Regions from separate parts of the Mus musculus genome. Here regions 1, 2 and 3 are each linked to region 4. A link is a loop called in an ENCODE intact Hi-C map of the cell type or tissue named here. Cell type or tissue: heart. All regions are shown on one strand. Region 1 holds the start of Zfp108 (zinc finger protein 108). Region 2 holds the start of Zfp112 (zinc finger protein 112). Region 3 holds the start of Zfp93 (zinc finger protein 93). Region 4 holds the start of Zfp111 (zinc finger protein 111).

Region 1 (8,000 bases), 46 kb after region 4:
ATTGGAACTGTGTCCTATGATAAGACCTACAGTCCCTGGAGGCAAGGTACCCAACACTGAAGTGGAGATGAGATGCACACCATCCCAACTAGAAATTATAACATCTATTAAAGCTGCCAGGTCTAGCCCCGCACTCCCCGGGGTAGCTCTAGGTAAATGGTGGATAGTAAACTCTGGAGCCTCCGGATTCAGAGGAATGGATTCTTTACCACCCTCTTGACTCTGTGCCTCTCTTTTCCCGGGGATAAGAGGCGGCCCGCTATCTAGTTTTTTGTCTCACTAGTCTTTCCTGCTTCTTTAGTGAGCAGAGTCCCATCCTTATGAACCTTTGATTTACATTCATTCTTCCAGTGCTTTCCTTTGCCACAGCGTGGGCAGGGACCTGGAGGAAGGTCCTTCTTGTTTCCTGAGGGATTTTTACAATCCTTCCTCAGGTGTCCCGGTTTTCCACACCTGAAACCTGCAGCTTCATTCCCTTGGGAACGCTTTCCATTCCTGTAAGTATTTCTGACATAGGTGCTGAATTTCTCCCCTCTCATTGCTGCGGCGTAAGCTATCCCCTGAATTACGGCCCGTGAGGCATCTACACATGCTTTAATATAATCTTGTAGGAAACCTGTTTTACAGATTGGTCTGATCAGGTCTTGGCACAAGGTGTCCACGTTTTCCCAAGCCAATTGTTTTATTAATATATTAGTCCCTTCTGAGGGGTGAAGCATTCTAGAAACTGCCTCTTCCAATGTAGCCACAAAACTCTCATAAGACTCATCATGCTTTTGCCTAATTCCTGAAAGGACTGTGGACTTAGCCCCAGGCAGAGGTAAACTCTGCCAGCTGGATACAGCTATCTGATTAATTTTCTCCAACACTGCCTTTGGAATTTTTAGTTGCACTGCTGGCTTAGCGCAGTCCTTTTGCCCAAGAAGCATGGACGTCATGGGCTTAGTTCCACTTCTCGATGAAGAAGTTTCCTGTATTAGCTTTCTGGCCTCTTCATACTCTGTTCTCCGGAGAATGAAATCTCCAGGAGTGAGAGTAGCCTTTGCCGTTTGATGCCAATTGTAAGGAGTAAGCCACTGGCTTGCTACTACATCCAAAACCTGTAAGGTGTAAGGTGCAGTGGGGCCCAGTGTCGTTACTGCTGACTGTAGTTCCTTAAGAGTTTTTAACGGCAAAGGTTCCCATCAGTGCTCATTACCTTCTACGTAAATAACTGGGCAAGTGAGAGTAAAATCTCCTGGTCTTTTTGCCTCTGCCATGACAGCGTCAAAACCAACTGGTGGCAAAAGTCAACATGGTTTTGGTACAGGTTTACAAGTGACTGGTGCCATGATTAAAGACTCCTCCCCACTGCTGCCTCGGCAGCTATGAAAACGATCTCTTCCTTCCCACTCCTCATCACTTTCGCCATCAGTTGTCTCTGATTCACTATTTTCTAAGCTTTCCTCTTTTTTGCCTGTATAGCAGGATTTCCTTTTACAAGCAGATGGTCTCACTTTCTGATCATCAGAGGGCTCTGAAGGAGATTCCTCTGCAAGAAATTCTAAGTCTTTTTTCTCAGTCAGTATATCCCTCATTTGTTGCCACAGAGTAAAGGCATTACTGGGGACTTCCCTAGATGAATTTTCCTCATGAAACTTCCTCATAACTTTATCTACTCGCTTCCAATCCTCCAATGTTAAGCTTCCCTTCTCTGGAAACCAAGGGCTGATTTTTTTTTTTTTTTTTGCACGAAATAATAAAATTCTTGTAAGGATTTATCCGAGACCTTTAGACCTCTGCCAGACAACACGTGCTTAAAGACCGACAGAAACAACCATTTCTTTTTCGATTCTGACTGCTCCATGGTAAAACTTACTTGTCCTCCTCAAACTGACGATTCTTATCAGTGGGCCTGCAGCGCTCTGATGAGATCCTATCCTTGCCTGAGAAGTAAAAAACGAAAAGGGAAAAAGGAGAGAAAAGACTTACCTGTCTGATGTCCTGGTTCAAGGCGCCAGCTGCCACAGATGAACCTCACTTGGGTCCTTGATCCATGGGCGAAACTTGGGTTTCGGTTACAGGTAGGCAAAGAGTCGGGAAGAAGGAGGGGTGACAAACAGACATGACACAAGGGAGTGTGGATCTGAATGTAATGTCTTAAAGCAAGCACTAGTCTTATAATACAGAAAGCAAAGGAGTCGGATATCACAGCAGGCAAGGTACATCGAAGTATATGACACAAAACAGAGGAATGCCTACAAAGGACTGGCAGGAACCAACTCGGATAAAATACAATGTTAACAACTGGGATCAAAAGCAGCTCCACCTAAGGTCCACTTAATCTTAGAAGTCAGGTGTAGTCTCCCCTCCCCCAGCCTGAAACCTGCTTGCTCAGGGGTGGAGCTTCCTGCTCATTCGTTCTGCCAGGCCCACTGCTAGAACCTGCGGAGCCACACACGTGCACCTTTCTACTGGACCAGAGATTAGCGGGAGTCGGGTCCCCTCCCCCTTCCTTTATAACTAGTGTCGCAACAATAAAATTTGAGCTTTGATCAGAATAAATTTGTCTTAGCTCCGTTTCTTCTTTCGCCCCGTCTAGATTCCTCTCTTACAGCTCGAGTGGCCTTCTCAGTCGAACCGTTCATGTTGCGAGCTGCTGGCGGCCGCAACAGTCAGGGGCAAGGGCTTCGCGCCCTTGCCATAGTTCCTATTCTAGTCTATTGTATAGTCCACCTCCCCCTTAGGCCATTGTAAATTCCTGTGTATGGGTGTAACTCAGCTATCTATAGTTCTAAGTATCTACTCTGGTTCCTCCTTAGACCACAACCTTCCTTCTTCCTAAATAATGGTAAATTCCTGCATATGGGAGTAGTTTGCCCTGAGATTTCTAACTCTATGTAGTAGATAATAATGCCTGATTTCTTTCACTATCTCTCTTACAATACTAGAGGCAATTCTGAATGTCACTGAATAGGCAACATTCTTACTGAATTCAAAGCCCTTGGTCGGCTCAAGGACTGCCTAGGATTGATGAGGAATCTAACTTAGCTAAATATCAAAAATGAATCCTTAGAAGCACTTATAATAAAGTAATATTAAGGGAAAGCACACAGATCTGTTTACCAACTAAAGCATGGACATTGGAGCATTCGTTATTCAGGATGCCACAGTTCCAGGAGACTTTTTGCCTCAGGACAGTGCCCAGGTTTTTGGGGCCAGTTGCACGTGTCACTACTGGAGTAGATGTAGCACCTGCCCTGCTGATTTAAGTTCCACTTGCAACCTTCCAGGGACTTTCTATTGCCACCACTGAGAATGTGAAAATTAGGGGATAGGATGGAAGACAGACAGGGACCCCTACATTAAAATAGAACTTACCTGCAAACCAAACTGTAAGACCCACCACCCCATTATACTCAAATCCTAGGACCCTCTTCCCTCCTTATGCAGACTGGGAAGTAGAACTTGATATGTTTATAAAATGATAAATGGGGGTGGGGTGGGGTGGATACGTTCTATAGGGGTGTGGTGAGGTATGGGGGAAGCGGGTGCCTCAACAGGCCCATGCCAAGACATCCCTTCCCACTGTGGAACCAGCCACACGATGGTATAGTATAGAATAGAGTTTATTCAGGGCTTGGGGAGGGGAGTTTAGAGGGTAGTAGGGCAGAGAATGGGAGAGAGAAGTAGAGGAGAAGAGTAGAGGCTGGCCATGAGCACGTGGAGAAAGAGGGGGGAAGGTATGAGGGGACAGAGCAGGAGCAAGACGGGAAGAGCAAAAGAACAAGAGGACAAAAGAAAGAGGAGAGGGCAAGCAACCACTTTTATAGTGGATCCGCCTACCAGGCTGTTGCCAGATAATTGTGGGGAGGAGCATACCTAGGTGTTGCCAGGTAACTGTATGGTGGAGCTTAGACAGAATGTTAACCGAACTCACTAGGGCATCCAGAGCTTACCTATGCTAATCTGACTCAGGAACAGAATTTTCTATCCAGAAGTTGGCAAAACTTGAGACCCTGTTCCCCATAAGCCCCCTGGCTAAAGGGTTGAAAACTGGAGCCAGGATAGTTATGCCCTCTGGTCCTGTTACTGCACCTTCCTACAGCCAAGACAGAGACCTACCCTTTGAGATTTCTAAACCATGGGACTTAGCTGGTAGTCACTATAAAGGTCAATTTTAAATTTCTCAACGAAACAAGGCCAAATATGACTAAAGACTGTTGATTTTGTCTGGACCCACAACTTCCTTTCTAAGCGAGAGTGGTACTTTTACATTTCCCAAAAAGCAATTTCCACCGACCTCACTCTAGTTAAAATAGCTTGGAACCTTCTCGTTCTGGGAAATGTAGTCCCAGAAAAAGCTCCAGACCGATGAACTTCCGCCGAGGCATTCTGGGAATTGTAGTTCTGGAGCCATTAGCAGCTAAGTTTGCTTCAGCTCCAGAAGGCTAGGCTGCCTGGCAGTGCTTCCTTCCAGTGAGGTGAGAGCTTGGAGCATCCCGCAGGCCTTCTGTGCGCTGTGCCCCGGTGTGTCCTCTCAGGGACGAGTTTGCATTCCGGTGTGTCCTCTCAGAGACGAGTTTGCATTCCGGTGTGTCCTCTCAGAGACGAGTTTGCATTCCGGGGAAAAGCGGGGCAGCTGTGGCAGCGACCCGTCCTTTTTAACTGGGTTCTGCCTGAGGCCTCCTGCCCTGATTCCTGGACCCATCTCAGCTGCTGGTGGAACCCCGGGAGAGTCTAGCTTCCCACTGGAGCCTGGCAGAGAAGCTGTGGTGACAGATGGCCAGTGTCATAAAGCCTTAAGTGGCAACTCTTACTTTTATGTGTTTTTGTTTTGATTTGGTTTGGTTTTGCATTTATTTATTTAAGAGGGGAGGGTTGTGTCACAGCTTATGTATGGAGGTCAGAAGACAACTTGTGAGAGTCAGGTCTTTCCTTGCACCGTGTGGTGTTCAGGGACTCGAACTCGCCCCATCAGGCTCAGCTGAAGTCACTTCTACCCACTAAGCCATCTTGCAGGGCTTAGATTTCTATTGGTCATTATCTTCGTGCATGTGGAAAAAGAGACTCTGGAGGCTCTGGCAGGTCAATAATGTTTGCTAATTATGAAGCCTTTTAGAGCAGGATACAGAGAGGTTTAACTTCACTCCCATGTATGGAAACAATAACATGTAAGATAGCTGTCACAATTGACAGACCCTTCTGAGGCTGGTGGTCAGTCATGACACAGCATGCATCAGACTTCTGGGGCTGCTTAAACATTTGTGTTTTCTGGGAAACCCATCACCACAGGCAGCCTTGTGAAGGTAAGAGTGCCCAGCACCCCTGAAGCTTCCAGAAATAGAGAATGTGGTGAGTGAGTCTGGTAACCCGGAGGCTTAGTAGGAAGTAGGCAGAAAAGCCTGGTCAGCGCGCACAGCCCTTGGGGCTGATGGAGAAGCTGAGGAAGCCACGTGGACCAACTGTCCTAGCAGTGTTCTCACGAAGCCTCTCTTCCCCAGCTTGCTTCCCAGAGCCCTGCCTTGTCTCAAAGAGAAGAGAACAATGACCAAGTTACAGGTAAGTCGGGTTGCTTCCCCCATCCCCACAGTGGTAGGGATTGAAAACAGGACTCCTGCATGGCGGGCAAGTGCTCTACACAGAGCCTCTCTGAACTGCATGAAGGAAGAGGGGAAGTTGCTGAGAAGAAAGGTCTGGAAGGAGGAGGGATAAGAGAGGACAGTGGGACATGTGCTCAAAGTGCACTGCACATGGGAAAGTGTACAAGGATGAGTAAAAAGAATTTGAAAAAGTGGGCTGCAGAGATGGCTCAGTAGTTAAGAGCACTGGCTCAGTTTGGTTCCCAGCACTCACACCTGATAGCTTACAACTGCCCGTAACTCCAATTATATGTAATTAGAGGATGTCCAACGCCCTCTTCTGGCCTAATTTTATTTTACAATTAAGTATGAGTTCTTCATACTCGTGTTTATGATTTTTTTCATTTAATAATTTTTCATTAGTATTGGGTTTGTGCTTTGTGAGCATGTCAAGACATGATGTAGACTTCAGAGGACAGCTTTCAGGAGTCTCTCTTCTTCAATCTTGTTGAAGTAGCATCTCTTGGTTTGGGGACTCTGGGACAGGCTGCTCTGTCCTGGTGCTCAGTGGCAGCCATCCTAGCCTAATTGGCAAGTTCTAGGACACTGGAGGACCCTGTCCTAAAAACAAACAAACTACCCTAGACAGCACCTGAGGAAGGACACCAGAAGTTGGATTGTAGCCTATTCATGCGTGCACACATACATGCACACAGAAAAGTGTTCATTCATATTTCCTGCACGGGGCGTCCTGTGCATTCATTTCCTGAACAACCAGGGAGCGTCTGGCTGCCACCAACTGCACGGCTTCTGTGGTTGATCCAATTCAGATGATGAAGGAATGAAGGAAGGACAGACTCACAGACACGTGTACAGACAAGCTGGGATCGAATGAGCCGTGTGCTCTGATAGAGACTCCCCAGCAGCCTAGAAAGACAGTGCATGTATTATACAACGCTGAGCACCCAGGGGCATGATTCAGGAACCTGAAACACTAATGCAAAAGGGAGTGCTTCCCATGGTGGTACCCAGCTCCCCAGCTCCCCAGGGCCATCAGTTCCAGGGAGTAAATGCTTGTTTTTCAACAATAGTGGCTATATTCTCTGTTAATTTGTAGGCAGTAAGTATCCCTGATTCTCTGTATTCTGGCCTAAACTGGACACTTTAAAAATCTTGGGTACTTTAGCAAGTGATTAAAAATAGCAGCTTGTCTGAAACTTTCACTTACTGAATTAAATTTTGTTCTATATTTATTGTGTCAATGTGGACGGTTCATTTTAAATTCATCCCTTCAGGGATACTGTGATGGAGGTACTGTTACACAGATGGGGAAACTGAGGCACGGAGAAGTTAGCCTAAGCTCCTCAGGCCAGAGCCTTGAAGTGTGAACCAGGGTTCATAAGGCTTGCAGAGCCTGTGCTCTCACCCCTGACCCTAAATGAGACTACTGTTGACAGGAGTGTGTTCCTGAGCACACAGAATGAGCTGGTTGTCTGTTCTAGAAGGTTCCTGAAGGCCTGTGTCTTAGTCAGGGTTTTTTATTTCTTTCTTTTCCTCCACCCTTGAGGCAGACTTTCCCAGTGTAGCCCTATCTATGTTGGCATTCACTCTGTAGACTAGGCTGGCCTTGAACTCAGAGATTATCATGCCTCTGCCTTAAGAGTGCTGGGATTAAAGCCATGTGCTACCACTGCCTGTCTTAGTTAGGGTTTCTATTGATGCAACAAAAAGCCATGACCAGGAAGCAAGTTGGGGAGGAAGGAGATTATTATTAGGCTCACACTTCCGTATTGTTGTTCATCATTGAAGGAAGTCAGGACAAGAACTCAGAGAAGGAACCTAGAGGCAGGAGCTGATGCAGAAGCCATGCACGTGTGCTACTTGCTGCCTTGCTCCCCATGGCTTCCTCAGCCTGCTTTCTTATAGAACCCATGATCACCAACTCGAGGATGGCACCATCCACAATGGGCTGGGCCCTCCCTCATTAATCAAAATTAAGAAAATGCCTTAAAGCTGGTCCTAATGGAGGTATCTTCTTTTGGTTGGTTGGTTGGTTTGTTTGTTTGTTTGTTTGTTTGTTTAGATATGGTTTCTCTGTGTAGCCTGACTGTTCTGTAACACTCTGTAGACCAGGCTGGCCTAGAAGCCACAGAGATCCACCCACCTCTGCCTCCCAAGTCCTGAGATTAAAGGTGTGCACCACTATCACCCAGTTTATGTGCGAGGTTCTATAAGAAAGCAGACTGGGTAAGCCATGATGAACATTCCAGTAAACAGCACACATGCATGGCCTCTGCATCAGCTCCTGCCTCTGTGGTCCAGCCCTGCTTGAGTTCCCATCCTGACTTCCTTCATTAATGAACAGGAATATGGAAGTGTAAGCCTAATAAATAAACTTTTTCTTCTCAACTTGCCTTTTGGTCACAGTGATTTGTCTCA
Region 2 (8,000 bases), 96 kb before region 4:
AGGGCTAGGAATTGAGTCCAGGTCCTCTGCAAAAGCAAGTGTGCCTAAGTAGACCAGGATGCAAGATCTGCCTTCTGCCTTCTGAGTGTTGGGATTAAAGGCTTGTTACCACCCTGCTAGAACGATCATTCTTTAAAGGAGACTGAAAATTGAGATGAAGGGCCAGGGAAGATTCCTTTGAAACAATTTCAAAACCTTGAAATCAGAGTTCTGATCTGTAATTTGTCTGGCTTTACATTCATTTGTATGAACATGGTTTCTGCAAGACATAGTCTACCTAGTGAAAACCATGCCCTGTAACTTAGACGTGAATTCCCCGAAGTAGGGGAAAGAAGCTGAGAGTACTACCTGCTAAAGGTACGAGATGACTCTAGAGAAGTGGTTCTCAACCTGTGAGTCGTGACCTCCATCAGGGGAGGGGAGTTACCTCTGACTATTGGAAAACACATTTATGACTCATAATAGTGAAGTTATAAAGTAGCAATGAAAATGGTTTACCCCAATCTATTTTTCTAACTGCTGGCCTGGCTATGTCCCCAGTAGTATACCACAAATACTTGCTGTTTCTCCTGACCATGTGCTCATGATCCATCTCCTTTCCTTCTCACCCCTCCTCCCCATCCCACCCGTGTCCACTCTTTATCTCTCCTTTGCAACCTCCAACCAGGTAACTGAGAATCCACCTACCTCTCATCCCTCCAGTAGTTGGCTGTGCCATTTCTATTTAACCAATAGTTTTAAATTAGGGAACAAGGCTTGCACAACAAAAGCTGGTAAACGTGAGGACTCACTCATAAGCAACCAGACCTTCAGGTACAGAATTTAGTATTACAATTCATAGCAACAGACCAAACCTCAACAGTTGGGAGGTCACCAGAAAAAGAACATGAGGGGTTGTATTAGAAAAGTTGAGAACCACTGCCTTAAAGAGCCCTCTGACAGAATTTAGTATACCTGGCAGTGAGGGACATTCTGAACTGGGCTGTGTCCAGAAGCAGGATCATTCTGAATTCAGATAAGAAAACAGCAAAGGTTCTCCACACTTTGACTTTGTTGAAGGCTTGAAAGTCTGGGATAAAATAGACTTTGCTGCCCACCCCACTAATTTATAGATACAAAACCAGCGTTAGAAAGAAGAACTTATGTTGGGTTGGTTTGTCTGGGTTTTGGTCATTCTTTGATTCAGAATCTCCCTGTAGCCATGGGTGGTTTGGAACTCACCATGTAGATCAGGTTGGATTTGAACTCACAGAGGTCTGCCTGACTCAGCCTTCCAAGTGCTGGGCTTAAAAGTGTGTACCCCGCCGGGTGGTGGTGGCACACACCTTTAATCCCAGCACTTGGGAAGCAGAAGCAGGCAGATTTCTGAGTTCGAGGCCAGCCTGATCTACAGAGTGAGTTCCAGGACAGCCAAGGCTATACAGAGAAACCCTGTCTCGAGAAAAAAAAAAAAAAAAAGTGTGTGTGCCCCCCAACATCTGCTTAAGTGTATGAATTTCAGTGGTCACTTGAAATCTTGAAGGAACCATGCTGGTATAAATTAATATGAAGTGGAAATGGCTACAAGTTAGACCTCTGAATACGTCAAGGTTTGGTTGAGCAAAGGAAATTGTTTAGTAAATGCTGAAAATGGTTGTTTGGCAGTGGAATTGATGAAAGTTTAAAGACTTTGGAGGATCTAAGTGACTGTGGGTATATGCCCATGTGCATCTGGTTTTGGCTATTTAGCCTTGTTAAATGTATAAATAACCCATATGTCTTGCCACAGTTACTAGGTAATAGTTGATGGGTCCCAAGAGTTATACTATAAAATAGATTACTGATTAAGCAAATGGTTGAGTAATTTCTATCATTTGCTAAATAGCTTTATTTTGAACTGGTGAGATGGCTCAGCAGCTAAGGATGTTTGCTTTCAGTCCTGACCATCTGATTTTGATCCCCATGACCCACATGGTGGGAGAGAAAGAACTGACTTTTGCAAGCTGCCCTCTGTCTTCCACATACATGCAAATTCATACACATAAATCCTTTTTGAAAATCCAAACTTAGGTTGTTGATGGGCTCACTCTGCTGTTAAAAGCACGCACCACTTTTGTAGAGGACCCGGCACCCACGTCAGTTGGCTAACGGGTTTGTAAAGTCAAGTTATGGGGGAGGGAGGTGGGAAACAGACGTCCTCTTCTAGTTTTCTTGGGCACTACACGCAATGGTGCATATACATGTGCCCAAGCACACATGTGCACACACGCACACATACATTAAATATTTAAAATTATTAATTCAGTTCCTTTGTACTTGATTTACCTTTTTCTGCATTCCTGCTTCCATGCTTTTTATAGAATTGCTTCTTGAACTGGGTGGGGATTAGTTACGTTGAGTTTGTCCTAGTGTCACGTTTGAAAAGCTTTTCTTTTCCAAGATTTTTATAAAGACAGTGGAGGTTGGAGAGCTGAAGGTGAATAGTGATAATCAGCAGAATTAAATAAGGGGAATCCCATCCCATAATCAGCCTCCAAACCCTGACACCATTGCATAAACTAGCAAGATTTTGCTGAAAGGACCCTAATATAGCTGTCTCTTGTGAGACTATGCCGGGGCCTAGCAAACACAGAAGTGGATGCTCACAATCAGCTATTGGATGGATCACAGGGCTCCCAATGGAGGAGCTAGAGAAAGTAGCCAAGGAGCTAAAGGGATCTGCAACCCTATAGGTGGAACAACATTATGAACTACCCAGTACCCCGGAGCTCTTGACTCTAGCTGCATATGTATCAAAAGATGGCCTAGTCGGCCATCACTGGAAAGAGAGGCCCATTGGACATGCAAACTTTATATGCCCCAGTACAGGGGAACTCCAGGGCCAAAAAGGGGGAGTGGGTGAGTAGGGGAGTGGGGGGAGGGGGACTTTTGGGATAGCATTGGAAATGTAAATGAGGAAAATGCCTAATAAAAAATATAAAAAATAATAATAATAATAATAAGGGGAATCCCTAAACTCAGGACTATGCAAATGATCTGGAAGGGAGGTCCGCTGGGGTTAAGGCAGGCCCTGCAGATCCCGTGAACTGTAGACCCAAGCAGTCCCTGACGTGCTCTGGGGAAAGCGCTGTTTATCCCAATCTTCCACAGAAAGCAGGGAAAGCATCGTGGTTCGAAGATTTTTGGCTTAGGGTATGCCAAGGACTTTCAAAAGTCTGAAGTCCGGTTTCCTTACTCCATGGCACTTCCGCTCGGGGAAGGCAAGGACTCTGAAAATTCTGGGAAATGTAGTTCATGACCCTCCCATCCCCGGGATGATAAGATAACTTCCGCTGCAGGTGGGGGGGGGGGGCTGAGAGGCCATCCTTCCGGTTGGGAAATGTAGTTTGGGAATCCTCAGTGTGCAAGATCCTCTGCAGGAGACTGCAGGAGACTGTTCTCCCCGCAACCTTCGGGAATTCTGGGAAGTGTAGTCCTGGCTGCCTATGCGGGAAGAGTCACTTCCGCCCCAGGTGTGTGAGGCCTTGTTCCGTTCCTTTCAGAAAGGTGAGCCCTCCCCTTTACTGACCCCTCCCGAGTGTGAGCGATCCTTTTCAGGTTGCCCTGGGTGATAGCCACCAGGCTTGTATCCTGGGTAAGGAAGTCTGCCTCGGAAAGGTAGAACGTGAACTTACTTTGGAAGAGCATGCCCGAGTGTGCTGCGATTGCACACACTGACTCAGGCCTGGCCCGGGGCTGTCAGTCACCTGGATGGAGGGTCTCCTGGGCGATGGGCACCCCCAGCCGCCTCCCTAGCTCTGGTCACGATGCCATCTCCCAGCAGTGGAGTTCAGACTCTCCATCTCTGCCTCCATGCTTTCCACCACGCCTTGGTACCTATCCAAGAGTGATCTAGAGTTTCCTGCAAGGCTCAAAACTGCTGACGCGCGGTAGGAAATGGGACATTTACTATCGGTGCTTTCCAATTTCAGAGAAGCTGGACGCTTTAGTGACCCACGGATGGTCTCAGAGCTCCTGCTGTAGGGTCTCTGGACCCAGCCTGTCCCCATTATCAAAGTCCTTAATGACTTGTTTTGTTTTTGTTGAGACAATCGTTCCCAGCTTTGTGTGCAGTGTCCACTGTGCCTTACGGGGGCCGGGAGAGGTGTTAGCTGAAGTCCGGTTTCTCCGAGCAAGTTGTCTTCTTAATCCTTTATATAAAAAGTGCTGCAGGGGAAAGAGGCATCAGAGAACGTGGTAGTGGTGCAGTCGTTTGAATGAGAAATGACCCCGTAGGGTCCAACCTTTGGATGCCAGGTCCACAGTTTAGAGGGCGGGGTGCTGTTTCTGGAGGTTTGGCTGGTGTGGCCTTGCTGGAGAAATACGTCATGGGGCGGGGTCAGCCTCCAAGGTGTTTGCTCGCTATGCTTGAGTTTCAGAAGGGAGCTCTCAGCTTCTTGCTCCTGTTGACAAGTCTGCCACCTGCCATGCTGTCCCTACTATTATGGAACTGAAAGCCAAAATAAACGCTTTCTTCCACACCTTATTCATGGTGTTTGATCACAGCAACAAAAAGTAACTAATACACAGGGGTAGACCTTAGCATCCTTCTGTCAATCTGTCTGTTCTGAGGAGTGAGGCTCTCTTTACTCATTAGCAGATCCACTTATGAAGTTACCCTAATATTTTTTAATTAATTCTGGACGGGATAGAGAAATGCTTGGACATAAAGAATAAGTATGAAATATAAACATTTAAAACTAAATGCTGTACGGGTTCTATCCAAATTAATAAATATAACTCTTAAAAGAGCTTTATTGGATGTGGAGTCATCATTATTTTTATCACTTCTATTTAAGGAAAAAAATAAAATTTGTTTTTTAGAACATAGGTTAAAAATTTACTGATTGTACCAAAAAATATAAAATTATTATCATTATATCCTGTGTTCCTAGGTAATTATATTTCTTTATAGTCTACTTATTTTCTTAATCGTATACGCTACAGTTACTTCTACAATCATATTTGCAGATAACACTACAGAATCATTTTTTACAATCGTATTTGCACTAGCCATACTGAAATGGCTCAGCCTGCAAAGGCACTTGCCACCAAGCCTGACGTCCTGAATTTGATCCTTAGGACTCATATGGTGGAAGAAGAGAATTGTTGTAGATACACACACCCACAAATAAATAGATTTAAAAAAAAAAAAAAAACAGTGGAATTGGGAATGGAGAGGTGATTAACAATCAGCATTGTTTCTGCTTGCAGAGGCCCCAGGTTCGAGTCCCAGAACCCACAGGTGACTCGTAGCTACCTGTAACTCCAGTTCCCAGGGAGCTAGACAAGCAGGCAGATACTTAAAAGTAAATAAAAATTAATATATATAGTGCACTGTTGAAGTCCTCAACCTGTATATTAAAACAAAACAAACAAACAAACAAAACAAACAACAACAACAAAACCCAAACATGTGCCTGGCCCTAGGTTCAATCCCCAGTCCTGTGTGAAAGAAAAAGCATAAAATGTATATCTTTCTTAGGTAGAGATTTTATTATCTATAGCAGAGCACATACACCACCACCACCACCCCCAAAAAAAAAGACTTCTGGATTTCACAAGCAGTATTAAAATGGTGATAGTAAACATGCCGGGGGCCCTAGAAACGGCTCCAGGTAAAGGAGCCTGCTGCCAAGCCTGCTGCCCCGAGTTCAATCCCCAAGACCCACGTGGTGAAAGGAGGGAACCACCTCCCATACACATGCTGTATGTATGTGTGTAAGTGTGTATGTGGCCAGGTAGTAAGTAAATACAATTTAACTTTAGCTGAGTGGTAGTAGCACACACCTTTAATCCCAGCACTCAGGAGGCAGAGGCAGGTGGATCTCTGACTTCAAGGCCAGCCTGGTCTACAGGGAAAGTTTCAGGACAGCCAGGGCTACACAGAGAAACCCTGTCTTGAAAAAAAACAGAACAAAAAACTTCTTTCAGTTTTAACAAACTAAAACACTGTGAAAAGTAAGACATGTTTGTTGCAATGCAAGATCAACAGCTAAGCAGAAACAGAAATTCTGGAGCTAGAGTAAGAAGTTAAGAGATAAAATGAGGGCTGGACAGACGGCTCAGAGGTTAAGGAGCACTGACTGCTCTTCCGAAGGTCCTGAGTTCAATTCCCGGCAACCACATGGTGGCTCACAGCCATCCATAATGAAATCTGACACCCTCTTCTGGAGTGTCTGAAGACAGCTACAGTGTACTTACATATAATAAATAAATCTTTAAAAAAAGAGAGAGAGAGATAAAATGAAGGAAATAGTAAAAATAAATAAATAATAGATTCCCTTAGTGAAGCAGTCAAGAAATGAGAGAAATAAAGTCAGGGAGGACAAATGGAACAGGAATACAGTGGTGGCCTGGACCCCATCCACATCAGCAGTTACTGGATGCAACTGTTAGGATAATACTCTGATAAACAGCAGCCTAAAAGAGAAAAAGATGTATTTCAACTTAGAGTTCCAGGTTATAGTCCATCATTGTGGGGAAGTCAGGAACTTGAAGCAGCTGATCCATCACACACAGAATCAAGAGCAGAGAGAAATGTATGCCTGCATGCATGCATGCTTGCTTGCTTGCTTGCTTGTGTTCAGCTTAGTTTCTCTACATTTGTCCAGTTCAGAACCCCTTGCCTAGGGAGCGGTGCCTCTTACAGTGGCCTGGGTCTTCCCATATCAAGTAGTTAAGACAATTCCACATAGATAATGCCCATGTACTAAGACAGATGATTCATTGTTGAGATTATGTTTCCAGGTGATTCTAGTTGATAATTAAAGCCATCTATCACACTAATAAATCAAATACATAGGTTAAAAAGATTACAGGTTGGCACTAGTCGTGGTGGCATACACCTTTTATTTCCAGTACTTGGAATAGGCAGGCAGATCTCTGAATTACAAACCAGCTTGGTCTACATGGTGAGTTCTAGGCCAGCCATAGTGAGACTTTGTCTCAAAACTAAACAAAATAAAAACCAACCAACCAATATATCAGTATATATTGTATATTGTATTATATATGTGCATGTGTGTGTGTCTGTATTGCACACTCTGAAACCCGTTCACTCTTAACATGAGGCATCTATCTGCACACATGTGCTCCACTATGTCTTCCTGACAGTTCTCCATGACAGAGCTCAAATACAGCTTCTCTGCTCATAAGTCATTTGTATCCCCGTATTTCGTTATAGACAAAGAGAAGAACCAACACAAAGGCGGAACACAGAGTGGTTTTGTTAGTATAAGGCACAGGAGACTCCAAGACTGTTGTCACCTGTGGCTGCCATTGCACAGTTTGCCCTGTTAGACATGACAATCCCAAAAGCATAATCACAGAACATCACATGAAGGACAACGGACAGGCCAGAGGGATCTCAGCACTGTTCTCAGTGAACAGCGCACGAGTGCACTGAAAACAGTGCGGATACCATGGCCGTAACAATGCTGTTAACCACTAGATCCCATTCACACTTCTAGAACCTACCAAGAAACTACCAACTTTACATCTTCTTCAGGTTCATTGTTTGTGCTGGGCCAAATTTGCTGGTGTCTCTGATGCTGATCTCAGACCTGTCTCCCATTCAAGCTGCACATCTTAGGGCACAGGAACTGTACAGAGTTCCCATCATGCCTCTTGCCTGGTGCAGGGATGGGCAGAGAAAAATTAGCATCACCTGTTTGTCATGGGTGTGCCCTTCAACTCAAATATATTCAACCTCTTTGAAAATGGGTGTGACTGAAGCCCCCCTCTTGTCCCTGTCCCTGGGCAGTCTTGGTGGGATGCTAGAGAATGTAGCCTTTTTAGAAAGTAGAAAAGGTGATGTGTATGGATTTGTAATGACTAACCTAAATACATACACTGTTAAGAGACAAAGGCTGGTGTGTGCACTGTTAACTTGAGTGGTGACAAGCGTGGTTTTTATCAGTTGCTAACACGTTTGATGTTTATTATACACTATCTCTAACACTTTGTGCACATGCCCTGGT
Region 3 (8,000 bases), 62 kb after region 4:
AGCTGGCTTACAGGTTCAGAGATTCAGTCCATTATCATCAAGGTGGGAACATGGCAGCATCCAAGCAGTCATAGTGCAGGAGGAGCTGAGAGTTCTATATTTTCATCTGAAGGCTGCTAGTAGAATACTGGCTTCCAGGCAGCTAGAATGAGGGTCTTAAAGCCCACACCCACAGTGACATGCCTACTCCAATAGGGCCAACCTACTCCAACAGGACTAGACCTTCTAATAGTGCCACTCCCTGGGCCAAGCATATACAAACCATAACATTCCATTCCCTGGCCCCCATAGGCTTGTTCAAACATATGAGTCCATTGGAGGCCATAACTAAACACAATATAATGCAAAATACAATTAGTCAACTTCTAGAGTCCCCATAATCTATAGCAGTGTCAACAATGTTAAAAGCCCAAAGCTTAAGGTCTCTTCTGAGAGTCATCCAATTACTTAACTGTAATCCCCAAAGAAAGACTTGAAACCAGCTGGGCAAACTCCAAACTCTGCATCTCCATGGCTGATGTCAAAGCTGTCTTCAGATCTCCAATTCATTTTTCATCTTTATTGACTGCGACAAACTTCTTTCTTCTGAGCTACTTCCACTCCCTGTTAGCAACTTTTCTCAGCATCTCCTGTATCAATGTGATGTAAAGAATGTGGCCCGGTTATTTCTGATTGGCTAAGAAAATGCTGAACAGTCAGTGATTAGTTCAGTGATTAGGCTGAACTTCCGATCCAAGCCAGGGACCTGAGAGAGAGGAGGAGGAGGAAGAAGAGGGCCACAGGTCAGGTGAAGAAGATGAACAGAGTCACCATGATGTCAGGCATGAGGCAGATTTGCCAAGGGAGTGCTCCTTGAGGACAGACAGACAGAGCAGAGAAAGCTAAGGTGAGACTAAATGCAAGTAACGTGTGTGTGGCTGGGAAACAGCTAAGACAGCATAGAGGGTTAGGAATATCTGCTCAGTTATTGTGCTTAAAGCTTGTGGAATAAGTCTATAGGGCTCTGTCTCAATTATTTCGGGAGATAGCTGAGTTAGAAAAAATCTCATCCTATAGACAAGGTTCTCTATGGGAAATCAATTCTTTTCTTTTCTTTCTTTCTTTCTTTCTTTTTTTTTTTTTTTTTAATTTTCTTTTATTTTCTCAAGACAGCTGTCGATCTGGCTGCTCTGGAATGTGCTCTGTAGACCAGGCTAGCCTTGAACTCAGAAATCTACCTGTCTCTTCCTCCCGGGTGCAGGATTAAAGGCTTGTGGCACCAATGCTCAGCTGGGAGATTCTTTACAAATGTCAGAAATCACAGACGAGTGGAAAATTGCCCTATCATTGTTGCGGGAAATATAAAATGAACGCCAAGCTTCCGCACTTCTCCCAGCTACTCTCAGCCCCAGCAGTCCCACCAGCCAGTTCTTAACTCCTGGAGACTCTCTGAGTCAGAGCTCCAAAATCTCTCCACCCAGCTTGCTAAGTTCCCACTGGCGGGTTGCTACTATACCAACCCTATGCTTCAAAACCCACACGGCCTTTGTGGTGCACATCTGGCAAACCCACGCTTTGCCTTCGTACCTTTCTCTTTTGAACCCAGACGAGCTGCCACAAGAAGGAAAATGCAACACAAACTTAGTTCAGAAAAAAAAAATTGTAACTCAATCACTGGGCACAGCAGCTAAAATCTTGTACGCCATATTAAATCTAAATCCTCCGGTTGCGAATCCTGACGGATCCGCCATTGAAACCAGGAGACACTAGTAATTACATCTTGTCCTCACACTATCCCTGTCGAAAAAGACCAAACTCTCCTGCTTCCTCTCTTCCTCCGTGCATCCTGGAAGTCGCCCCTACTTGCTCAGTGATTGACTCCTTTATTCATTAGGGGATTGATTCACAAGAAGCCTGAGTGTATGACTCACTCCTTGTCCGCAACCCCTCCCAGGAGAGCAGAATTAGCATCAAAATACAAACAGCACCAGCGCCATCTACAACAGGACACTGGCAGGGAAATCTCAGCATCCATCCAAGTCTACAGAGAAAGGCTGCAGGAAAGGATTTAACCAACGTTGGTGACTGGCAGAACCGTCGTTGACCTACGCGTCCCTTTCTCACAGGAAGCCCCTCTGTATCTGAGGTGCAGAGCTGCATGTGCTCAGGACTCAGCCATTTCCGGTGCAAGTGGAGAGGGGCCCTGTAAGTAAGACTCATTTGAAAATGCTCACCCGTCTCCAACCTGCATTCATATTGATTTGTGTTCCTCAGTATTCCTGAAAGGGGCCTTCAGTCAGCATCTTATATTTATTAGCCTAGTACAGTGAACTGAAATGTGTGCAATTGGAATTATGGGCCCTGACATTCTGTGGGGACAGAGCTTTTGCTGTTGTTTGTTTGTTTATACTGTAACCAATATTTTGAACGTCTTTACTAAACTTGACTTGTGAATGACTTGCTTCTCCTCCTTCCCCTCTAGGTCTAGGTCGGGCTGTCCTTCATGACCCAGGTCCATCTGTGGTTCAGACCTATGCTGCTCCCACGGACTCCCCCAGGCTGTATCTCAGATAAAGAGTTCTTTCTGACAGCTCCAGGGCTCTGAAGGTCAAGGATCAAGCCCCCACTGGAGGATGCTGGGCAGGTTGTGGTTTGAGTGAGAACGCCCCCCACAGGCTCATGTTAAAATGCTTAGTCACCAGGGAGTAGAACTCATTGAAAGGATTTGAAAGACAGGAGGTATGGCCTTGATGGTGAAAGTATATCACTGGGCATGGCTAGAGATTTTAAGAGCACATGTGTCTCTTTGTCTCTCCAGTATGGATGAGGATTTAACTCTCCCTCCCATGCCCGCTGCTGCCATGCTCTTGCCATGATAATGCACTAAACCCCTAAAAGTGTACGCAAGCCTCTAATTAAATGTTTCCTTTTATAAGCGTTGCCTTGGTCATGATGTCCCTTCACAGCAACAGAAGAGTGGCCCAGATAGCCCATGTTCTACCACCAGGTCACTCCCACAGCCCCTCACTAGGGGATTCTGGGCAGTGCTCTACAACTGAGCCGGTCCCCCACCCCTCATAGGGGGTTTCTATGCAGAAACTCTGACTCTGCTGCCTAATTAGGCAACTGCAGCTGTGCAGTTTCCCTGTTAGCTTTTATAATGTAATACAGTATGGGATCTCAATTTTAAAAAAAAATGTATCCACAGCAAGATCTGCTGGCCCTCTCCTTTAATCACAGCACTTGGGAGGCAGAGGCAGACAGATCTGTCAGTTCGAGGCCAGCCTGGACTACTGGGGGAGTTCCAGGACAGCCAGGGCTACACAGAGAAACCCTGCCTCGGAAAAACAAAACAACAACAAAAACAAAGAAGTATCCACAGTTGACTTTCATGGAATTTCAGAAATGAATAAACCGAAAAGCAACACAGAAGAGCGACCTACCAAAAGGAATCCCCTTAGTTAAAAAGGTTCACCGAAGCTTTGCCATTCCGGGGAATATAGTCCCCAGAGAGTGCAGCCACTGAGGAATTCTGGGAATTGTAGTTCCAACGCCAGTAGTGGTCAAGGTCGTTTCCGCTCCCGGGAGGGGAGGATGTTTGTGAGTGCTTCCTGTGAGGTGAAAACCTGGGCCATCGCTCTGCATTTCCTTTGCGCCTGTGCTCCTGATGTATCCCCTCAGTGACCGCATCTGCGGCCCAGGAACAAGCCCGGCATCCAGGTCCTCTCTCGCTGGGCTCTGCCTGAGGCGGGGCTGCCCTACACTGACACACCTCAGCCCCTTGCAGAGCCCCAGGAGAGGCTAGCTTCCCAGGGGAGCCTGGCAGGGGAGCTATGATGAGAGATGGCCCATGTCCTGAATCCTTAAGTGGTATGCAACTTTACTTTTTATGTGATTCCACCCCTATTTATTTATTTATTTATTTATTTAAATAAACAATATTTTTATTTTGTTAAAGTTATTAAATAAATGTATTTAATAATTAGAAGAAAGAGAGAGAGAGAGAGAGAGAAAGAAAGAAAGAAAGAAAGAAAGAAAGAAAGAAAGAAAGAAAGAAAGAAAGAAAGAAAAGAAGTCAAAAGACAACTTGTGGGAGTCAACTTAATGGTACCCAGAGACTCAAACTCAGCAGGTTAGACTCAGTGGCAGTTTCCTTTACCCGCTGAGCCATCTTGTAGGCTCAAACTCCCCATTCCTTGGAGAGGGTTTAGCGTTTTTTGTTATTGTTTTGTTTTGTTTTTTAATTGGTCATTATTTTCATGCCTGTGGGAAAAGAGACTTTGGACTTTGTGGCGGCTCTTGTAAATGAACAATGTTTACTAGTAATTAAGTCTTTTAGAGGGAGATACAAAAGAGGACTCTATCATTTCCATGTATGGAAACAATAATATGTAAGATAGCTGTCACAATTGATAGATCTTTCTGAGAGTGGTAGTCAGTCATGACACAGCACGCATCATAGAGTTCAGAGCTTAGTGAAGATTTGTTTTTCTGGAAAACCCATCACTACAGGCAGCCTTGTGAAGGTAAGAGTGCCCAGCACCCCCCACCCCACCCCCCACATGCACACACACAAGCTGCCAGAAATAGAAAATGTGGCCTTTTCTAACCCGCTGCGGTGAGCGAGGTGAGGCATGGGTGGCCCCTTAACTTTAACCCAGAGTCTTACACTACCAATTAGTGGGAAGTAGGCAGAAAAGCCTGGTCAGCGCGCACAGCCCTTGGGGCTGATGGAGAAGCTGAGGAAGCCATGTGGACCAACTGTCCTAGCAGTGTTCTCACGAAGCCCCTCTTCCCCCAGCTTGCTTCCCAGAGCCCTGCCTTGTCTCAAAGAGAAGAGAACAATGACCAAGTTACAGGTAAGTCGGGTTGCTTCCCCCATCCCCACAGTGCTAGGGATTGGAAACAGGACCCCTGCATGCTGGGCAAGTGCTCTGCAGCCACCGTAGCCTATTTGACAAGGTCCAGGCCACGGAAGGACCCTGTTCCCAAAACAAACAAAAACCCTAGACAGCACCTGAGGAAGGACACCAGAGGTTGGGCTGTAGCCTGTACATGCATGTGTACCCTTGTGTACATATGTACACTCACATGCATGCACACATGTGTACACACATGCACACAGAAAACTGGTCACTCTCATTTCCTGCATTGGACTTCCTGAGCATTCATATCCTGAACAACCAGGGAGCGTCTGGCTTCCGCACAGCTTCTGTGGTTGACCCAACTCAGATGATGGAGGAATGAAGAAAGGACAGACACACAGACACATGTACAGACAAGCTGGGATCGAATGAGCTGTGTGCTCTGATGGAGACTCCCCAGCAGCCCTGAAACTCAGCGCATTTATTAGACACCGCTGAGCACCCAGGAGCCATGATTCAGGAAACTGCAGCATGAATACAAATGCACGGGTATTTTACATGGAGTTCAGCCAAGCTCCCCAGCTACACAGTACCCTCAGCTCCAGGGACTACACGCTTGTTTTGTTAACAACAGTGGTGATTTTCACACGTAATTTGTAGTCACCAGGTATCCCTGATTCTCTGTATTCTGTCCTAAAATGTACACTTTTGAAAAATCTTCAGTATTTTTTAAAAAATCTTCAGTACTTTGGAAAATGATTAAAAATGGCAGTTTGTCTGAAACTTTCACTTACTTAATTAGATTTTTGTTTTAAATTTACTGTTTGTAAATGGACAGTACATTATAGTCAATATATGTTATATAAACTACATATATATAATATATATTTACATGGCTGAACACCATGTCATATATATAATATACACACATATATATATTTGTGTGTGTGTGTGTGTGTGTGTGTGTGTGTGTGTGTGTGTGTGTGTGTAATGCAACCTTTATGGAACACTGTGTGGCCATGAGTGTCAACATGCAGACAATGATGATAGTGTTGTTGGACATATATTGGCTGCTTAATGCATATGTGCATATCATACAGTGTTCTGGGTCCTTTCTGTGGTCTCATTTTATCCCTTCAGGGGCATTGGGAGAGGAAGGAATGTCAGTTGAGCAAATGCTTTTATAAGATCCAGCTAAGGCATTTTCTTAATTAGTCATCAATGTTGGAGGGCCCAACCCACTGTAGTTGGTGCCATCCCCAGGCTGATGGTCCTGGATTCTATAAGAAAGCAGGTTGAGCAAGCCAGTAAGCACCACCCCTCTATGGCATGTGCATTAGTTTCTGCCTCCAGGATCCAGCACTGCCTGAGTTCCCATCCTGACTTCCTGCAATAGTGAACAGGAATATGGAAGTGTAAGCCTAGCAAACTTCCCTGCCCAACTTGCCTTTTGGTCATGGTGTTTTGTCCCAGCAATAGAAGCCCTAAGACAACAGGCTCTGTGTAAGCAGTTGCTCAGGTCCTAGTGGCATTGGGAATGAATCTGAGGTGGCATGTGCTTGCCGTCACAGGAGATGGTGACCTTCAGGGATGTGGCTGTTGTCTTCAGCGAGGAGGAGCTGGGGCTGCTGGACGCTGCTCAGAGGAAGCTGTACCACGATGTGATGCTGGAGAACTTCAGGAACCTCCTGGCAGTGGGTGAGGACGGGGCCCTGTGTCCTTGGTGATGTCAGAGTTCACACCCGTGTGTCTGTTGCACGCCACTGCTTCCCTTTTAGGTTACTTATTTTGTATTTTATGTACACGTGAGTGTTTTGTCTGCGTGTGTGTCTGTGCCACATTCACTCATGATGCCCACAGAGGCCAGAAGAGGGCATTAAATCCCCTGGACCTGGACTTACAGATGGTTGTGAGCCAGCATGTGGGTGCTGCACACACACCCTGGGTCCTCTGGAAGGGCAGCCAGTGCTCTGTATGGCTGAGCCACATCTCTAGCCTCTACTTTATTTTTTGTTTTGTGGCAAGGTCTTGCTATATAGCCTAGGCTTGCCCAGAAATTTGATTCTCCTATCTAAGTTTCCTAAGCACTAGGGTAGCAGCTTTGTCGACTGTGTCTGACAAACTGCGTGCTCCTGGGGCCTTGCACTCCAACCCTGCTCATCTCTATTTCTTTTCCTGCTTCGATATGTGTGTCTCAGGTGTTGTCCTTTGCATCTCTCTGGCCACACAGTGCTCTTCCCTGGTGGAATTCCTGTCTCTGTCTCTCTGCCTCTCCCTCTCTATCTCTGTGTGTATGTGTGTTTTTGTCTGTCTGTCTCTCTCTGTCTCTCCGTATATATGTGTGTTTGTGTCTGTATGTATGTTTATGTCTGTCTGTCTCTCTGTCTTTGTCTGTCTGTGTCTGTCTCCCTCTCCCTGTCTCTCTTTATGTATATAGGTTTGTGTCTATCTGTCTGTCTCTGTCTGTCTCTCCCTCTCTCTGTCTCACTGTATATATGTGTGTTTGTGTCTGTCTGTCTCTCTGTCTTTGTCTGTCTCTCTCTCTCTCTTCCTCTGTCTTTCTGTGTATGAGTGTTTGTCTCTGTCTCTCTCTCTCTCTCACTCTCACTCTCTCTCTCTCTCTCTCTTCCCCACCCTTCCTCCCTCTCTGCATTTGTCTGCTGGGGAGCCCTCACAGACCCTGCTTTTCATGTGTCTCACCCTCACTCTCTCCATTCTGCACCTGCCTCCGCTGGTGTCTGAGCACCACCACACTTGTTACCACAGAGTTAGTGCTTCCTTCCCATTATCCTTCTGCACAGCTACACATAGGCTCTTCGAGTCAGGTGCTCAGCACGGGCTAAGGTAGCCTTGAGCCTTCACTCCCAGGCTCACCCCAAATTTCCCGCCATGGCCAAGTGTTGATTGTTCTTGGTTTTAGCTCTTTGTTCCTTAGAGCTTTCAGACATTCACCTTTGACACTGATCTCTAGTTAATATTTCCAGAAAGAAATGAGGACTGGCCAACTTTGATGTCCTCATCCTTGCTGATATCATCTTCTGTTCTCTATTCTTTCAGGATGCCAGAGTCCAAATAAGATGGCGCCTCTTGACACAACAGGAATAAGGTGCCTTCCATTGGGGCAGCTTCCATGTTGGCAAATGACCAGCCATGATG
Region 4 (8,000 bases):
AATCAATCATTAAGTCCTGAGGCCTGTCCATCTAACACGCTGTACTGGCTGGTTTTGTGTCAACTTCGTGCAAGCTAGTGTTATCTAAAAGGAGGACCCCTCAATTATGAAAATACCTCCGATACTGAGTGACGGTGGTGCACCTCTTTAATCTGAGCACTTGGGAAGAAGAGGCAGACTGCTCTCTGTGGATCTGAAGCCAGGCTAGGCTACAGAGAACAGCCAGGACTAGATAGAGAAACCCTGTCTCAAAAAACCAACCAAAAAAGAAAATGCCTCCATAGGCTCTAGATGTAAGTATTTTCTTAGTGATTGATGGGGGAGGCCTCAACCCATTGTGGGTGGGGCCATTCCTGGGCTGGCAATCCTGGGTTGTATAAGAAAGCAGGCTGAGCAAGCCATAGGGAACAAGCCAGTAAGCGGCTCTCCTCCATGGCCCCTGCATCAGCTCCTGCCTCCAGGTTTCTGCTCCGTTTGAATTCCTGTCCAGACTTCCTTCAATGATGAACAGCAATAGAGAAGTGTAAGGTAAATAAACCCTTTCCTTCCCAACTTGCTTTTTGGTCAAGGTGTTTTGTTGCATCAATAGAGAAACGAAGGCAGACTGTGGCTGGGCCATGGCTTTAATCCCAGCATTCAGCAGACAGAGGCTGGAGGATTTCCAAGTTCCAGGCCAGCCTGGTTTACAGAGTGAGTTCTAGGGCAGCTTAGGCTACACAAACTATCTTGAGGGGGATCAGGGGAGAGAAAAAAGAAACCCTAAGTAAGATGCCAGCCTTCCGAAACCTTCTGGAAGAGCCATGCAGCTCATTCCGTGCTCTCAGGAACACATCCCTGCCAACAGTAGTTGCATTTGGGGACAAGTTTGTGAGCACTGGCTCTGTAAAGCTTGAGGACCTTGGTTCACACTTTAAGGCTCCAGCCTGATTTGCTTGTGCAACTACCATCTGCATAACAGTCCCTCCATATCAACGTGCCTGAAGGGATTGAATGAGACCACAGAAAGGACCTAGAACACAGTGTGATATGCATTAAGCAGCCAATATGTCCCCAACAATACTATCATTATTGTCTGTATTAAGCCAATCATGGCCACACAGTGTTCCATAAAGGCTACACTGTGTGTGTGTGTGTGTGTGTGTGTGTGTGTGTGTGTGTGTGAGAGAGAGAGAGAGAGAGAGAGAGAGAGAGAGAGAGAGAGAGAGAGAGCGTGAGCGCACACGCGAGCATGTGTGTAATTTCACCATACATATACTTACAATAAATGCAAAACAATCTCATTAAGGAAAGTTCAGAAAACTGCCATTTTTAATCAGTTACCAAAGTACCCCCAAATTTTTAAGTGCCCAGTTTAGGCCAGAATACAGAGAATCAGGGATACCTGGTGACTACAAATTACGTGTGAAAATCACCACTGTTGCTAGCAAAACAAGCGTCTAGTCCCTGGAGCTGAGGGTACTGTGTAGCTGGGGAGCTTGGCTGAACTCCATGTAAAATACCCGTGCATTTGTATTCATGCTGCAGTTTCCTGAATCATGGCTCCTGGGTGCTCAGCGGTGTCTAATATATGCGCTGAGTTTCAGGGCTGCTGGTGTGTCTCCATCATAGCACACAGCTCATTCGATCCCAGCTTGTCTGTACACGTGTCTGTGTGTTTGTCCTTTCTTCATCACCATGGCAGCCGTACACTCTCCCTGGTTGCTCAGGAAATGAATCCTCAGGACACCCCGTGCAGGAAGTGAGGGCGAGCAGAAGTCTGTGCGTGTGTGCCCACATGTCTGCACGCATGCACGTATATTTATGCACAGCATGTAGAGGTTGGAGGACAATCTCTGGTGCTCTTCCTCAGGTACTATCCACCTTTTTTGTTGCTGTTGTTTTAGAGTCAGGGTCTTTCTGTGGCTTAGAACTTGCCAAAAAAAAGGTAGGATGGCTGCCAATGAGCACCAGGACCTGTCTCCACAGAGTCCCAGAAACAGGAGACTCTGTTTCAGCAAGGTGGAAGAAGAAAGCCCAACTTCCAAAAGATGACCTTAGCATGGTTACAATTCCTTTATTTCATCATCATCATGATGCAAAATTTTAAAGTGAAAAAATTCATAAATCACATGAATAGGGAAGACTTGTATTTATTTGCAGAATAAAATTAGGCAAACTTTGGAAAATGATGTCACCTTTAAAATATAAGTGAACTTAACAGTTTTTTAAATGTATGTGTGTCTGTGTGTATATATGTGTGCAGGTCCCTGGGAAGTTAGGAAAGGGCACTGGACACCCTGGAGTTGGAGTTACAGGCAGTTGTAAACTATCAGATGTGGCTGCTGGGAACCAAACTGCCCTTAACTACTGAGCCATCTCTCCAACCCACTTTCTCTAGTTCAACTTATTTTACTTATCCTTGTACACTTTCTCGTGTGCAGTGCACTTTGAGCACATGTCCCACCGTCCTCTTATCCCTCCTCCTTCCAGACCTTCCTTCTCAGCAACTTCCCCTCTTCCTTCATGCAGTTCAGAGAGGCTCTGTGTAGAGCACTTGCCCAGCATGCAGGGGTCCTGTTTCCAATCCCTAGCACTGCGGGGAATGGGGGAAGCAACCCGACTTACCTGTAACTTGGTCATTGTTCTCTTCTCTTTGAGACAAGGCAGGGCTCTGGGAAGCAAGCTGGGGAAGAGGGGCTTCGTGAGAACACTGCTAGGACAGTTGGTCCACATGGCTTCCTCAGCTTCTCCATCAGCCCCAAGGGCTGTGCGCGCTGACCAGGCTTTTCTGCCTACTTCCTACTAAGCCTCCGGGTTACCAGACTCACTCACCACATTCTCTATTTCTGGAAGCTCAGGGGTGCTGGGCACTCTTACCTTCACAAGGCTGCTGTGGTGATGGGTTTTCCAAAAAAACCAAATGTTTAAGATGCATGCTGTGTCTTGACTGACCACCACTCTCAGAAGGGTCTGTCAATTGTGACAGCTATCTTACATGTTACTGTTTGCATACATGGGAGTGAAATTATCCCTCTGTCTTGCTGTAAAAGGCTTAATTACTAGTAATCATTGCTCATTTGCAAGAGCCTCCACAAAGTCTCTTTTCCCACGTGCATAAAGATAACGACCTATAAAAACCTAAAGCTCAGCAGATAAAGGCCACTGTCGCTGAAACTGATCCCCTGAGTCTCTGGACCCCACACAGTGGAAGAAGTGACTGAACTTCCAAAAGTTGCTTTCTGATCTTGTCAGTATACAAGCTGTGGCACGCCTACCTCTCAAAGTAAGTAAGTCATATTATATCGCATCGCATCGCATCGCATCGCATCGCATCGCATCGCATCACCACATCACAACCAGAGTTGCATACTACTTAAGGCTTTAGGGCACTGCTATCTGCCATCACCGTTCCTCTGATAGACTCCAGTGGAAAGCTAGACTCTCCCTGGGGCTCCACAAGCAGCTGAGATGGGTCCAATAATCCTGAGCAGCGCCACTTCAGGAAGGGCCCAAGAAAGAGGAGTGCCCCCCCCCCACCCCATCCCTCCGCCTCTCACTTCTCCCCAGCAGCGGACTCGGTCCCCGAGGAGGCATACCAGGAGCAAGGGCGTACAGGGCCACAGAAAAGCTTCAGGATCTCACTTCACCAGAAGTACCACCAGGCCGCCTTGGTTTGCGGAAGTGGAAGCGACTTTGGCAGCCTCTGGAGCGGGAATTACCATTCCCAGAATGCCTCAGTGGAAGCACCTAGCTCTGGTGCTCTTTTGGGACTACATTTCCCAGAATGCTAAAGTTTGGTTAACCGCCTAGCTGTTTTAACAGCTGTTAGGTAGTTAGGTCCTTGGATATAGCTTTTTTGGAAACTTGTTCTCCTGAGTTGCTTTTCGGGATTTGGGAGTTTTTGGTTTTTGTTTTTGTTTGTTTGTTATTCATTTGTAAAATGGCATGAAAGACAATTGTAGTAAGTTGTTGGTGGTGGTCGCTTTTTTTCTCCCCTCACCCCCACCCCAGGTAGAGATTCTCTGTGTAGCCCTGGCTGTCCTGGAACTGCCTCTGTAATCCAGGGTGGCATCGAATTCATAAACCTCCCTGCCTCTGCCTCCCAAGTACTGGTATTAAGGGCATGGGACACCAAGTCCTGCTGTGGATACTTTTTAAAACATTGAAGCCCCACTGTTGTGATTATAATAAGATATAGAGGTAAAAAAAAATGTGTTCTATGGGGTGTGGTGAGGTGTGGGGGAGGGGGTCCCTCAGCGAGCCCAAGCCAAGGCATCCCTTTCCTCAGAGGGACCAGTGACATGACGATATAGCATAGAATAGAGTTTATTTAGGGCATGGGGAGGGGAGTTAAGAGAGTAGTAGAGGCAGAGAAAGGCAGAGAGAAGGAGAGAGTAGAGAAGTAGAGGCTGGCCATGATCACGCGGAGAGAGCAGAGGGAAGGAAATGGGGAGGGAGGGGGGGCAAGAGGGCAAGAGGCAAGAGAGAGAGGCAAGAGTAGGAGAGTAAGAGCGAGTAAGAGAGGGATGAGGGGGCAAGCAGCCCCTTTTCTAGCGGGCCAGGCCTACCTGGCTGTTGCCAGGTAACTGTGGGGGTGGAGTTCAGACAGAATACCAACATCCATATTATACTGCATTATAAAAGCTAGAACTTCAGTTGTGAAGCTATAGGCGCTTGACTGAGCAGCAAAGTCCGAATCCCTTCACAGAATCCCGTGAGATGTGAGGGGACACCCGCCTAGAATCTTCTAGAGAGGGGCTGGGAAAATGACCTGGTAGTAGAATACAGACTATTTTTGTCACTGTTAAGTTGCTGTGAAGAAGCACCATGACCAAGATATAGAGAGGCAACTCTTAAGATAGAGAGCTTTTATTTGGGGGCTTGTTTAGTGCATTATCATCACAGTAGGAAGCATGACACCAGGCTATGAAGAACCATTCAAATATTTGAACTTTGGGCAGAGGCTACTCTTATCCAAACCACCACACCCCACTCCCTAGTCCCCATAGGGTTATAGGTACAACATAATGCCTATGGCCAGCAAAACTGCTTGGCAGATAAAGGCATTTGCCCAACCAAGTTCAAGGACCTGAGTTCAGTCCTTGAAATACACATAGTGGAAAGAGGGAACTGACCCCTGTAAATTTCCTTTGACCTCCACCAAAGTTGCTGTAGCACACTGATGCACACACACACACACACAATTAGTTAATTAGTTAGTAAATTAATAAAAATAAACTACTACAAATTATAAGAAGATTATTATTTTGTCTCCGTTTCACTGAAAATCCACTTCAGAGCCCACCGTGCTGCAGTAACTATGCTAATAAGCCTCTTGCCCAAAGGACTGCTCAACTCAGTGTCACACTCTCATTCCCACTTCCTCCCTAAAACTTAACAAAAACATGTCCATTCACCATGGGTGGTTGCAGGAGCCCTGAGTCTCGGAATCTGCTGTAAACTGTAGCTCAGGTTATTGGTGTATATATAGAACTGTGTGCCACAGAGAGAAGAGTATAAACTCTATTTAATCTACTGGTACACACCCATTCAATTCTTTTAAAAACCAGATTCATTTTTACGTGTGTGTGTGTGTGTGTGTGTGTGTGTGTGTGTGTGTGTGAGTGAGAGAGAGGGAGAGGGAGAGGGAGAGGGAGAGGGAGAGGGAGAGGGAGAGAGAGAGAGAGAGAGCGCGCACAAAAGGGTGTCAGGTCCTGTGGGGCTGGAATTACAGGCTGGTTGTCAACTTGACACTAACAGGGAAGAGGAAGCCTCAACTACAAAGATGCCTCCATGAGACTGGTCTGTAGGCAATTTTGAGGCATTTTCTTTATTAATGGCTGGTGTAGGAGAGCCCCACTCGCTGTGAATGCTGCTATCCCTGAGCAAGTGCTCCGAGGTTGTATAAAATAGCAAGCTTAGTAGCCAGGCCTGGTGGCTTTGATCTCATCTCTCAGGAGGTGGAGGCAGGAGGATCTCAATACATTTGAATCCAGCCTGGTCCACATAGTGAGTTCCAGGACAGCCAGGGCTACATAGTGAGATCCCACATGAAAAGACAAAAAAACAAACACCTACCAAGCCATGGACAGCAAGCCTGTTGGCAGTGTTCCTCTGTGGTTCCAGCTCCAATGCCTCCTCTGGCTTCCCTCAGTGACTGATTGCGATTGGCAGGTATAATCCAAACAAACCCTTTTTCCTCCAAATTGATTTTGCTCAGTGTTTTATCACAGTAACAGGAGCCCATCTAGAACAGGGAGTTTTCTCCTACTTTTGGAAATGTTTCCAGTGTAGTGATGAGTTTTTGCTGCACCACTTTGACTCCTGGCAGATCACACCCATGCACCCACCCAGGAGCTATCTTTGGATCCACGAATGAAAGACGCATACATATTAGCTTATTTGTAAAATGCCTTGGCTACCTCAAAGGCTAGACACTCTTAAATCTTCCTCCGTTACCCCAGGCCCAGTCAGGGAAGTGGCCAGCAGCCACTTACCTGAAATCTCACATAGCTGGCTGGCTTTATTTCCTGCTGCTCCTGCATCCTATCCTTCTTCATGGAGATTCTCTTCATTCCTCAACTCTAAGGGTCCTTCCCCGTGCTCAGCCATTGGCTGTTGGCATCGTTATTGATTAATCAAAAACCAACTGGGAAGAAGGACCTTTAGGGTTTGGACACACAGATTCCTGATTGAATCAAAGCTTCAGACCGGTCCTCTAGGCAGGCAGATGTCAGGCACAAACTATCAGCTGCAGTCCAGTCCTCTCAGCAAGCAGACACCAGGCAGCCATAGTTCAATCCTAAAGAAACCGCCAGGCTCACCAACCAGGCTGAGGCAGGGCTGCTGAAATGGCAAGCTGTTGCAGGAACTTCATGAGCAGTTCTTGAGCGAGTTTCCCTCAATGGCTGCGTTATCACAAGTTGAGCTCAATAATGCTATACAAGGTGAACCAATACATCCGTGCAAAGAATAGCGAGGCAGAGAAAACCAAACCAAAGCTCAGTGCTTGCCTCCCACTGTCTGTGGGGTCATCTTTATACTCCTTCCTCAAACATCCTTTTACATGTTTGCTATATCAAAACATCCTCTCACCTGTGTCTGCTTCAGGAAAACAGTCTTTCACGTGTTTGCTTTAGCAAGACATCCTTTCACCTGTGTGCCCCAGCAAAACATCATTTGGCATAAATGGCTTTCCAAAGAACTAGAAGTTTCCACTTCACCTGTGTTCATGAAAGTGTTGATAACGAAGCTCATTCTGTGATGGCCAGGGGAGTTGACAGGAGTTTAATGGCTGTGCTAATCTTTTGTTTCTTTCTATGAAGTGAAAACCAGCAAAGACCGGCAAAGCCTTGCACAGCACCCCAATGCAAAAGCATCCTCTCACTGTCTGTGAGGCTTATCATCTTTCTAAACCTCACATGCCATCCAAGTGTCTTTTGTTAGCAAATCATCTCTTGTCCTCTCACAAGACAGCTTTCTGCAAAACACCACGAGACACAATTGAGTTTCTAAAGAAACAAGAAACGACTTCTTCAATCACTTGGTCAGGGGAAAAAAATGAAGAAAGAAAGTAAAGACTTTCTGGGGCTGGAGAGATGGCTCAGTGGTTAAGAGTTCTAACTGTTCTTCTAGAGGTCCTGAGTTCAATTCTCAGCAACCACATGGTGGCTCACAACCATCTGTAATGGGATCTGATGACTTCTTCTGGTGTGTCTGAAGACAGCTACAGTGTACTTATATACATAAAATAAATAGTTCTTTTTTAAAAAAAAGAAATTAAAGACTTTCTAGAATTCAGTGAAAATGAAGGCACAGCATACCCAAACTTATGGGACACCATGAAAGCAGTGCTAAGAGAAAAGTTCATAGCACTAAGCGCCTTCATAAAGACATTGGAGAGATCTCAGACAAGCAACTTAACAACACACCTGAAAACTCTAAAACAAAAAGAAACATACACAACAAAGAGGTGTAGACTGCAAGAAATAGTCAAACTCAGGGCTGAAATCAATCGTTTA

Evidence for each region. Peaks named below come from ENCODE experiments on the same cell type or tissue, not always from the same donor. Only the 100,000 strongest peaks of a DNase experiment are listed, where the experiment ranks them.
Region 1: a loop joins it to region 4, with 3 times the contacts of the local background. A loop is called at or near these places in 12 of 42 quality-filtered maps.
Region 2: a loop joins it to region 4, with 3 times the contacts of the local background. A loop is called at or near these places in 4 of 42 quality-filtered maps.
Region 3: a loop joins it to region 4, with 2.6 times the contacts of the local background. A loop is called at or near these places in 12 of 42 quality-filtered maps.

Annotation. Positions count from the first base shown.
Region 1 is chr7:24,250,350-24,258,349 of GRCm38, forward strand. It overlaps Zfp108 (zinc finger protein 108), which reads left to right and starts at 4,445. Exons shown (of 4, transcript NM_018791.2): 1 at 4,445-4,573; 2 at 5,484-5,541. The coding sequence starts at 5,527. It also overlaps a transcript of Zfp109 not described here. In heart, no CTCF peak of the experiment used is centred here; a DNase peak (open chromatin) is centred at 4,402; H3K4me3 peaks cover 1,404 bases; H3K27ac peaks cover 1,164 bases.
Region 2 is chr7:24,108,912-24,116,911 of GRCm38, forward strand. It overlaps Zfp112 (zinc finger protein 112), which reads left to right and starts at 3,409. Exons shown (of 5, transcript NM_021307.2): 1 at 3,409-3,525. In heart, no CTCF peak of the experiment used is centred here; DNase peaks (open chromatin) are centred at 3,390, 3,820 and 4,230; H3K4me3 peaks cover 1,715 bases; H3K27ac peaks cover 1,449 bases.
Region 3 is chr7:24,266,833-24,274,832 of GRCm38, forward strand. It overlaps Zfp93 (zinc finger protein 93), which reads left to right and starts at 3,586. Exons shown (of 4, transcript NM_009567.4): 1 at 3,586-3,849; 2 at 4,781-4,838; 3 at 6,416-6,542; 4 at 7,902-8,000. The coding sequence starts at 4,824. In heart, no CTCF peak of the experiment used is centred here; a DNase peak (open chromatin) is centred at 3,629; H3K4me3 peaks cover 1,070 bases; H3K27ac peaks cover 1,060 bases.
Region 4 is chr7:24,204,454-24,212,453 of GRCm38, forward strand. It overlaps Zfp111 (zinc finger protein 111), which reads right to left and starts at 3,696. Exons shown (of 4, transcript NM_019940.2): 1 at 3,576-3,696; 2 at 2,605-2,662. The coding sequence starts at 2,619. In heart, no CTCF peak of the experiment used is centred here; a DNase peak (open chromatin) is centred at 3,678; H3K4me3 peaks cover 1,367 bases; H3K27ac peaks cover 819 bases; H3K27me3 peaks cover 645 bases.